Linked DNA regions of Homo sapiens: regions 1 and 2 are each linked to region 3. Evidence: read pairs that join two places in POLR2A ChIA-PET (ENCODE). Cell type or tissue: MCF 10A. All regions are shown on one strand. Region 1 overlaps MICAL2 (microtubule associated monooxygenase, calponin and LIM domain containing 2). Region 2 has its middle 20 kb from the start of LINC02989. Region 3 overlaps MICAL2 (microtubule associated monooxygenase, calponin and LIM domain containing 2).

The links. ChIA-PET counts read pairs that join two places held together with the same protein. Peaks named below come from ENCODE experiments on the same cell type or tissue, not always from the same donor. Only the 100,000 strongest peaks of a DNase experiment are listed, where the experiment ranks them.
Region 1: POLR2A ChIA-PET joins it to region 3 with 17 read pairs; 9 of 35 experiments call an interaction of 5 or more read pairs at or near these places.
Region 2: POLR2A ChIA-PET joins it to region 3 with 46 read pairs; 5 of 35 experiments call an interaction of 5 or more read pairs at or near these places.

The regions. Positions count from the first base shown.
Region 1 is chr11:12,178,278-12,180,777 of GRCh38, reverse strand. The region is part of intron 3 of MICAL2 (microtubule associated monooxygenase, calponin and LIM domain containing 2); the gene reads right to left. Among named protein-coding and RNA genes, the nearest start is that of MIR6124, 16 kb to the right of the region's middle. RefSeq lists an enhancer at 1,164-2,038. In MCF 10A, no CTCF peak of the experiment used is centred here; a DNase peak (open chromatin) is centred at 1,547.
Region 2 is chr11:12,065,332-12,067,831 of GRCh38, reverse strand. No RefSeq gene overlaps it. Among named protein-coding and RNA genes, the nearest start is that of LINC02989, 20 kb to the left of the region's middle. RefSeq lists enhancers at 1,159-1,681, 697-1,896. In MCF 10A, no CTCF peak of the experiment used is centred here; DNase peaks (open chromatin) are centred at 711, 1,461 and 1,691.
Region 3 is chr11:12,125,407-12,127,906 of GRCh38, reverse strand. All of the region lies in intron 1 of MICAL2 (microtubule associated monooxygenase, calponin and LIM domain containing 2), which reads right to left. Among named protein-coding and RNA genes, the nearest start is that of MICAL2, 16 kb to the right of the region's middle. In MCF 10A, no CTCF peak of the experiment used is centred here; DNase peaks (open chromatin) are centred at 1,096 and 1,946.

The DNA.
Region 1 (2,500 bases), 53 kb before region 3:
GCAACTAAAGTCTAGGACTGTTGGTTTTGAACACTGTCACATTCTTCCGTTTATCCCCAGGAAATTCTAGGCAAGTCCCTTAACCCAGTGAAGCCTCAGTTTCCTCATCTGTAAAGTGGGGATAATAATCCCAGCCCTTATTACCCCACAGAGTTATTGTGCAAATCAAATGAGATACTCAATGCAAAATTCCTCTGTAAACAGAAAAGCTTTATACTATTGTGATGTTATTAAACCCTAACAAGGGATAAGTCATTCGGTATGAACAGGAGCTTCAGAATCAATGTGGGAGGCAAAAAATACAGAAGTTTCCTTCAGCACAAGAGATCATAAATCAGTGTCACCCACACCTGTGGCCGTGTGCAGCAGCACCAGAAGAAAGGCCAGTGGTATGCCCTTCATGGGAAACCTTCCTGCCAAAAAAAAAATATATACATATATACATGTATATAAACACTGCAAGAGTCTGGACCTCTTAAAACTCAGATTTACAATTCCTCACAAAGGCGTATAACCCTCATTCTCCCCTCCCTCAAGGTGTCTCTTCAAGGAGAAGAGACTTCAAGGAGATGGCAACCCACCACATCTGATGTCTGAAAAAGGCCAAGTAGACAATACAAGGTAGTCACGGTCTTTGCTAACCCCAAGGCCTCTAGTGGCCCTGAAAAAAGCATTTCTACTAGCACAGGGGAATGAACCCTGATTTCAGTGTGTTAGGGGATAAGGGGAAGGTGAAGATATGGGAGCAAGGAGTACAGAGTTACTTTCCCCAGAAATTTGGTGGAGAACAGAAGACGAAACAGAGCTGATAATATTGATTTTCATGAGAAGTCAGATGGCTGCTTAAAGGGAAGGGGCTGAAGAAACAGAGAAGGAGGTAAAGGATGGGAACAGCTGCTGTGGGAATTGATACAGACAGGAAACTGGCTAGATTTTCTGAAAAGGCTGTCCCAGCAGCACTGAGAGGCTCAGCATTAAGTTATCATAACTTGGTAACAACACCAACCAGCTGGGCTCTGCAGCTCTCTCTAACAGTGCCAGGCAGCCCTCGAGAGCAGGACGCAGAATTAGAGACACTAGAGTCTCTTTGGGTGGGGCCAGCCTGAAGTCAGGAGCACTGAGCAGCTGCTGAACACGATTGCAAAGGCACAATGTGGGCTCCCAGATGGGCAAAAGAAGGAAGCCCTTGGGAGGCAGGTGGATCGGGAGGACAGGCAGGCATTGGCTAAGGATGGGAAGGTGGATTTGCAGCAGGTCTCATGAGAATGACATGGTAAGAGAAGCAGCAGCTCCAAGTCATGGTTAGAGAGGAGCATTTCCAGTGGGAGTTTAGGTGGGACAGTTTTGGGCAGTGGAAAACTCCTAGGTGCGGCTCTGGGCTGGGCTGCTGGGGAGAAGGTGAGAGGTACGAGGAGGTGGAGGCTGCTGGAGCTGCAAAGGTGGAGGATCTCCAAGGACAGGATTTCAGCAGACTGAACACGGAAAGTGCCTACAGTGCTGGGCAGAGGCAGGTGGAGGAGAGGCTGAGAACTAGGGGAGGAGCCTGCCAAGAAGGCGGCCTGTGAGAAGGGAGTTGTGGGAAACAGGTTGGTGAGGCAGGAGCTGGGCTGATCAGACAGGTCACTGGGCCAGGCTGGAGCTGGAACTTTAATCCACAGGCAGTGGGAGTTTTGAATTTGGGCAGTCACAATCTGAGCCGTGCTTGGGAAGAGTGAGTCTGCAGGGGCCAGTACTGGACTGGAGGGGAGGAAAGGCCAAGAGAGCCCAGAGGCTGGCAGGTGTGATCACTTGGGTAAGAAATCAGCCAGTCCCTGAACCAAAGTGGGACAGTGGGGGCGAAGAGCAGGGGACAAGCATGAAGAGAACTGCAAAGGAAGGTGTGATTGCATGTGGGAGGAAGAAAGGAGATGGGCCTGGAGTCCCAGCTACTCGGGAGGCTGAGGCAGTAGAACTGCTTGAGCCCTGGAGGCAGAGGTTGCAGTGAGCTGTGATCATGCCACTGCACTCCAGCCTGGGCAACAGAGCGAGATACTGTCTCAAAAAAAAAAAAATAGTAATAATAATAATACCGTCTGATGAGAGACATTTACCATCTAGTTTCTCTTAAGGAGACCATCTAGTCTCCTGTTACTTGGAGGCTTCATTTAGGTAACACGAATCTTAGCTTCCACAACCCCTTTTTTCTTAACTCAAACATTTCTTTATGCCAACTTAAACTCTTCAGGCAAAGCTTAACTCTTTCAACCAATTGCCAATCAGAAAATCTTTGAATCCACCTATGTCCTGGAAGCCCCCATGCCTGCCCCCCACCCCCATACCTTACATGTATTGATTCATGTCTTTGCCTATAATTTCTGTCTCTCCAAAATGTACAAAACCAAGCTATAACCCAATTACTTTGGGCACATGTTCTCAGGACCTCCTGAGGCTGTGTCACGGGCCATGGTTACTCTTATTTAGCTCAGAATAAACCTCTTCAAACATTTTACAAAAGTTGGGG
Region 2 (2,500 bases), 60 kb after region 3:
GTGTGATGAGGCCACCACTAAGCTTAGGAGACCTGAGCAGGTACAGTGGTAAAACTGTGCATTCAATGAATGAATGAATATTTGGATACTGGAAGCAGGGCGTTCAGGACCTTACAGGCCAGCGCCTGAGGTCTAGCAATGTCTGGATGTACTGAGGTCTAGCAATGATTTGAATGCCAGAAGTAAAACTGACAAGACAGGCAAAGCTGTTGCTTTTAGAAAGCTCACATTCAAGCAGGAGAGATAAACAACACACACATACACACAAAAAAAAAGCCATGAAAAAACTAAAATGTATACATACACAGTAGAGATAGGGTTATGCAAAAAAAAAAAAAAAAAATTGAACAGGATTATGGGAGAGGGCATGCTTGTGTTTCCTTTGGATTGGGGAGTAGGAGTTAGCTTTTAGCTAGGAAGGTGGGAGGGGAGCATCAGGAGAGGACGGGAGAGAGTGACCTTTGAAATTCCTTCCTCTCTGAATCCACAGTCTCACAACATACCACTGCCCATTTGCTTACTAAGATCTGCAGAGGGACCCGTGCTGCAGTGAATACAGTTAAGGCAACTTTGCACTAAGCCCCCAGTGGGTGTTTGGATAGGGCCAGGCGTCCTGAGCATGGTAAAGTGGCAGCTTCCCCTTCCTCCCACCTGCCGCTCCCTGCACATTCTGCCTGCCTGGCAGGCTGGATTGTGTAACTGCTTGGGCTTGTGTTAAGAGCCTAGCTCAGCATGGAGCTTGTAAATCTTCTCTCACATCATGAAATGCCAGCAATTTCACAGCCAGGGATTCCTGTTCTCATAAAGTCCCCACACCAGCAGACTTACATCTAAAAGTGTCCTCTGGAATGACAGATTGATGTCAGAGCTGCCTGAAGCCAAACACCAGGGCAGGCAGCCTCGTGGCTCACTCGGAAGGAAGGGCTCCCCTGCAGCCCCTGGAATTGGATGTCATGATCGCCAGGCCTGGTTGGTGGGGCTCTGCCTGCAAAGGGATCGTAAAACACAGCTTCCTGAGGAGAAATGGAAATGATGGCCCCACACTGAGAACCAAGCACCTGGAACACATTTGTGTTCAACACTATTTGAGGGGATAAAAAGAAAAAAAAATGCTTCTAAACATATATGCAGTTGTAATCCATATGGGAAATACTCACTTTTGAGTGACTCTTACTTGGCTCCCATTAGAATGACCTGTGGAGCTTTTCAGAGATAAGCATACAGAGAACTGCGGTTCTCAGGAGATCCTGATTCAGGAGAATCTAGAATCTAGAAAGGGGCCCCTGCATCTGTGGAAAAAGTTCCACAGGTGAAGATTTACCACCCAATACGTAAGAACAACAAAAGATGAGTAACAAGAAGGACATCGTGGCAGCCTTCTAATACGGTCCCCAATGACCCCCACCTCCTGGTATTCAGAACTTGTGCAATCCCCTTCCCTGGAGAGTGAGCTGGACCTGGTGACTCACCTCTAAGCATTCAGCAGGGCACAAGATAAAGGGATGTCACTTCTATGAATAAGTTACAAAAAGGGGGTGGCCTGTTTGGGCACCTTCTTGCCTGCTCTTGTTTGCTTGCTCTCAGGAAAGCCAGTCGCCATGTTGTGAATTGCCCTGTGGGGAGACCCACATGGCAAGAAATTGATGCCTTCAGCCAACAGCCAGTGAAGACTTGAGGCCTGCCCACAGCCACATGGGCAAGCTTGGACATGCACCCTCTTCCAGCGGAGGCTTGAGACGATGGCTGCCCCAGGGGATACCTTGACTGCAGCCTTGTGAGTGATCCTGAGCCAAAGGCACCAAGAAGAGTGCTCCCAGATTCCCAATCCACAGAAGTTTTGAGATAATAAATGTGTTATTTTAAGCTGTTACATTTTGGGAATAATTTGTTATGCAGCAATAGGTAACCAATAAAGACGTGTAACAAAACATGAATTTTGGGGCAGGGGGATTATGAGTGATCTGTAACTTCTTCCTTTTGCTGATCAACATTTTCTTTTTCTTTCTTTCTTTTTTTTTTTTTTTTTTTGAGACAGGGTCTCAATCTGTCACTCAGGCTGGAGTGCCATAACATGCTCACAGCTCACTGCAGCCTTGATCTCCCAGGCTCAAGCAATCCTCCCACCTCAGCCTCCCAAGTAGCTGGGACTACAGGCATGCCCCAAGATACCTGGCTAATTTTATTTTTTTATTTTTTTAGGCGGAGAAGGAGTCTCACTCTGTTGCCCAGGCTGGAGTGCAGTGGCACCATCTCCGCTCACTGCAACCTCTGCCTCCCGGATTCAAGTGATTCTCCCATCTCAGCCTCACACACTCACACATAGCTGGGATTGCAGGTGCCCACCACCATGCCTGGCTAATTTTTGTATTTTTAGTAGAGACAGGGTTTCACTATGTTGCCCAGGTTGATCTTGAACTCTACCTGCCTCTGCCTTCCAAAGTGCTAGGATTCCAGGTGTGAGCTACTGTGCCCTGTTTATATTTTCTATTTGTTTTTAATG
Region 3 (2,500 bases):
ATTTACAGATGTGGAGCTTGCAGCACAGTGAGGAAAGTGTCAAATGAGTAGACTTTTTTAGTCTACAGTGGTCATCTCCTCCTGAATCTCTGCTCCCCTGTCTCAGCCGCCAATATCCTATCCCCTACAAAGCCACTAGGGAGATCTCCCCACACATGTCACTCCTCTGCTCAAGAGCACTCAAAGACTCCCTACTGCCTAGTCAAAGACCCCCAACAGGTCGAAGAGGATCAACTGTGGGCTCAAGATCCCAGTAGGATCTGGCCTTGCCTCCTTCCCTGTGCTCCCAAAGTCCCAGTGACAGGGTGAGTCAGTGAAACCTTCTCTAACCACTCTGTTTAAAATTACAGCCCTCCCCGAGCTGCTCCCCTCTCCATGCAGCACACACCATCTCCTTCCCTGCTTTGATTTTCTCCACCATACCTCTCATCACCTGGCCTCCCACGCATTTAGCTCACTTGTTTATTGTCCCTCTCCCCTTCTGGGAATGTGGCAAGGGATGTTATCTTGTTTTGTTTTTTTCCCTGCTGCAACCCAGCACTGAGAGCAGTGCCTGCCACAGAGTAAGAGCTCATAAATACCTGCTGAATGAATGAATGAGCAGACATGTAAAATGCCTAAGAAGAAAATGTCCCCATAGAGCAATGGTGAAAGAATGGCTCCAGGAGGCTGGAGGCTAGAGATGCCTAGACTGAAATGTCCTGGAGCTAGACCCTTTCTTGCCTATCTTCCTGAGATTTACAAGAGTTCCCTGTGAGACCCTGGGCCTTCATCCTCCCATCCCTGTTCTGAAGTTAAACACACTCCAACTCAATCTCTCTCTCATTAAAGCCTCTTTGCATCTGTCCTAAACTCACCTGCCTAGCCTCATTTCCCGCTGCCCACCTTCAAAGCAGGCAATTCCCCATTTCTCTTGGCCTCAACACCCACTAGAGATGCTCTCTTCTTACTCCCAACTTATCCATCTGCACTGCAACTACCCATCAGGATCCAGATCAAATGCTGCTGCTGCCGCCACCTCTGCTCCCTCCTCCAGGAAGCTTTCCAGGCCCTCCCTAGCCCACAGAAAACACTCCCCACACCCACCGCTGCCTCCTTCAGGCAGATGGACATTAGTCATGAACTACCTTGTGGTTTTTCTTCTATGATTGAGCTGAACTGTTGCGAAAATCTCCTGTTACTTAATTTTTTTTTTTTTTTTACACACATAAGCCTTGCTTTCCCAAGCCCACTGTAAATACTTTAGGAGGAGAAGTTGAGCCTTATGCATCTTGTCATCCCCACAGCACAGAGCCTAGGGCACATAGTAGGTGTTCAATAAATGCTTCTTAATTGCCCAGGGTAAATAAGTCACCTCCCCAATCAGGTCACTTCCTCAATTATAGGTACCTGGACTGGCCACTCCCAAGAGGCTGCATTTTTTCTTCAGAGCCAGCTGTGATCTCAGTTACCTGCAAACCTCACCATGGGCCTATGTTTTCAAAGGATGTTAGACCTATTCTAATCTCACTCCACTGAACTGGGCAGACGAGATGATTTGTAAAGCATCTCAGGTCTGGCAAAGCAAAGTACATACTTCTTCCAGGCAAACCCAGAGATTCAGAGCTTCCAATCTCCTTAAATACTGGAGTTCACAAGAGGAAAAAACCATGGTGTAAGTTTTAAGTGACTGACAGCAGAAAACCAACATGAGGCTCAGGTGCACGCTTTGAGCACCAGCTATCACTAAACCGAGATTACAGTTTACTGTAATGGTCCTAAAATCCCACATGACTTCTGAGGGAGAGGCCCTGTTTACTACAGACCCTCCATGTGCTGGCCTATGCCAGGCTCTGCAGGAGGGCCTCCCTGAGTCCCCTCTGCAAGGTAAGTGGGCTGGGACCAGCCAGCTTTACACCTGAGGAGCTGAGGCCCAGGTGGGTAGGAGGCTGCAGAGCCCTGACTCAAGCAGGTGAGTCACTCACTCCACATGGCCTCACCAGTTCACATTAGCCAATCAGGCATCCCAGATTATCTGTTATTTAAAGAAAAAAAAAACTGAATAAGAAATACTTGCACCGGATTCCAAAGTCAAAAGAATACAAAAGTATTCAGAAAAAGTTTCCCTCCTACTCCTGTCCCCATCTACCTACCACGTCCCCACTCTAAAACAGGTCACCACTATTATCAGTTGCTTGTGTCTGTTTCCGGACCGTGATTATGCATATATACACAAATATAAATATGTGTCCTTTTGTTTACATTAACTGATAGCAGACTAGACACACTTCTCTGCACCCAGGCTTTATCTTTTAAAGGACTAGACTTGGGACAGGGCAGAGAGATAGAGTGTCTCTACATAACAAAAAAAAGATGCCGGGCACGGTGGCTCACGCCTGTAATCCCAGCAATTTGAGAGGCCGAGGCGGGCAGATCACGAGGTCAGGAGATCAAGACTATCCTGGCTAACATGGTGAAACCCCGTCTGTACTAAAAATACAAAAAAATTAGCAGGGCATGG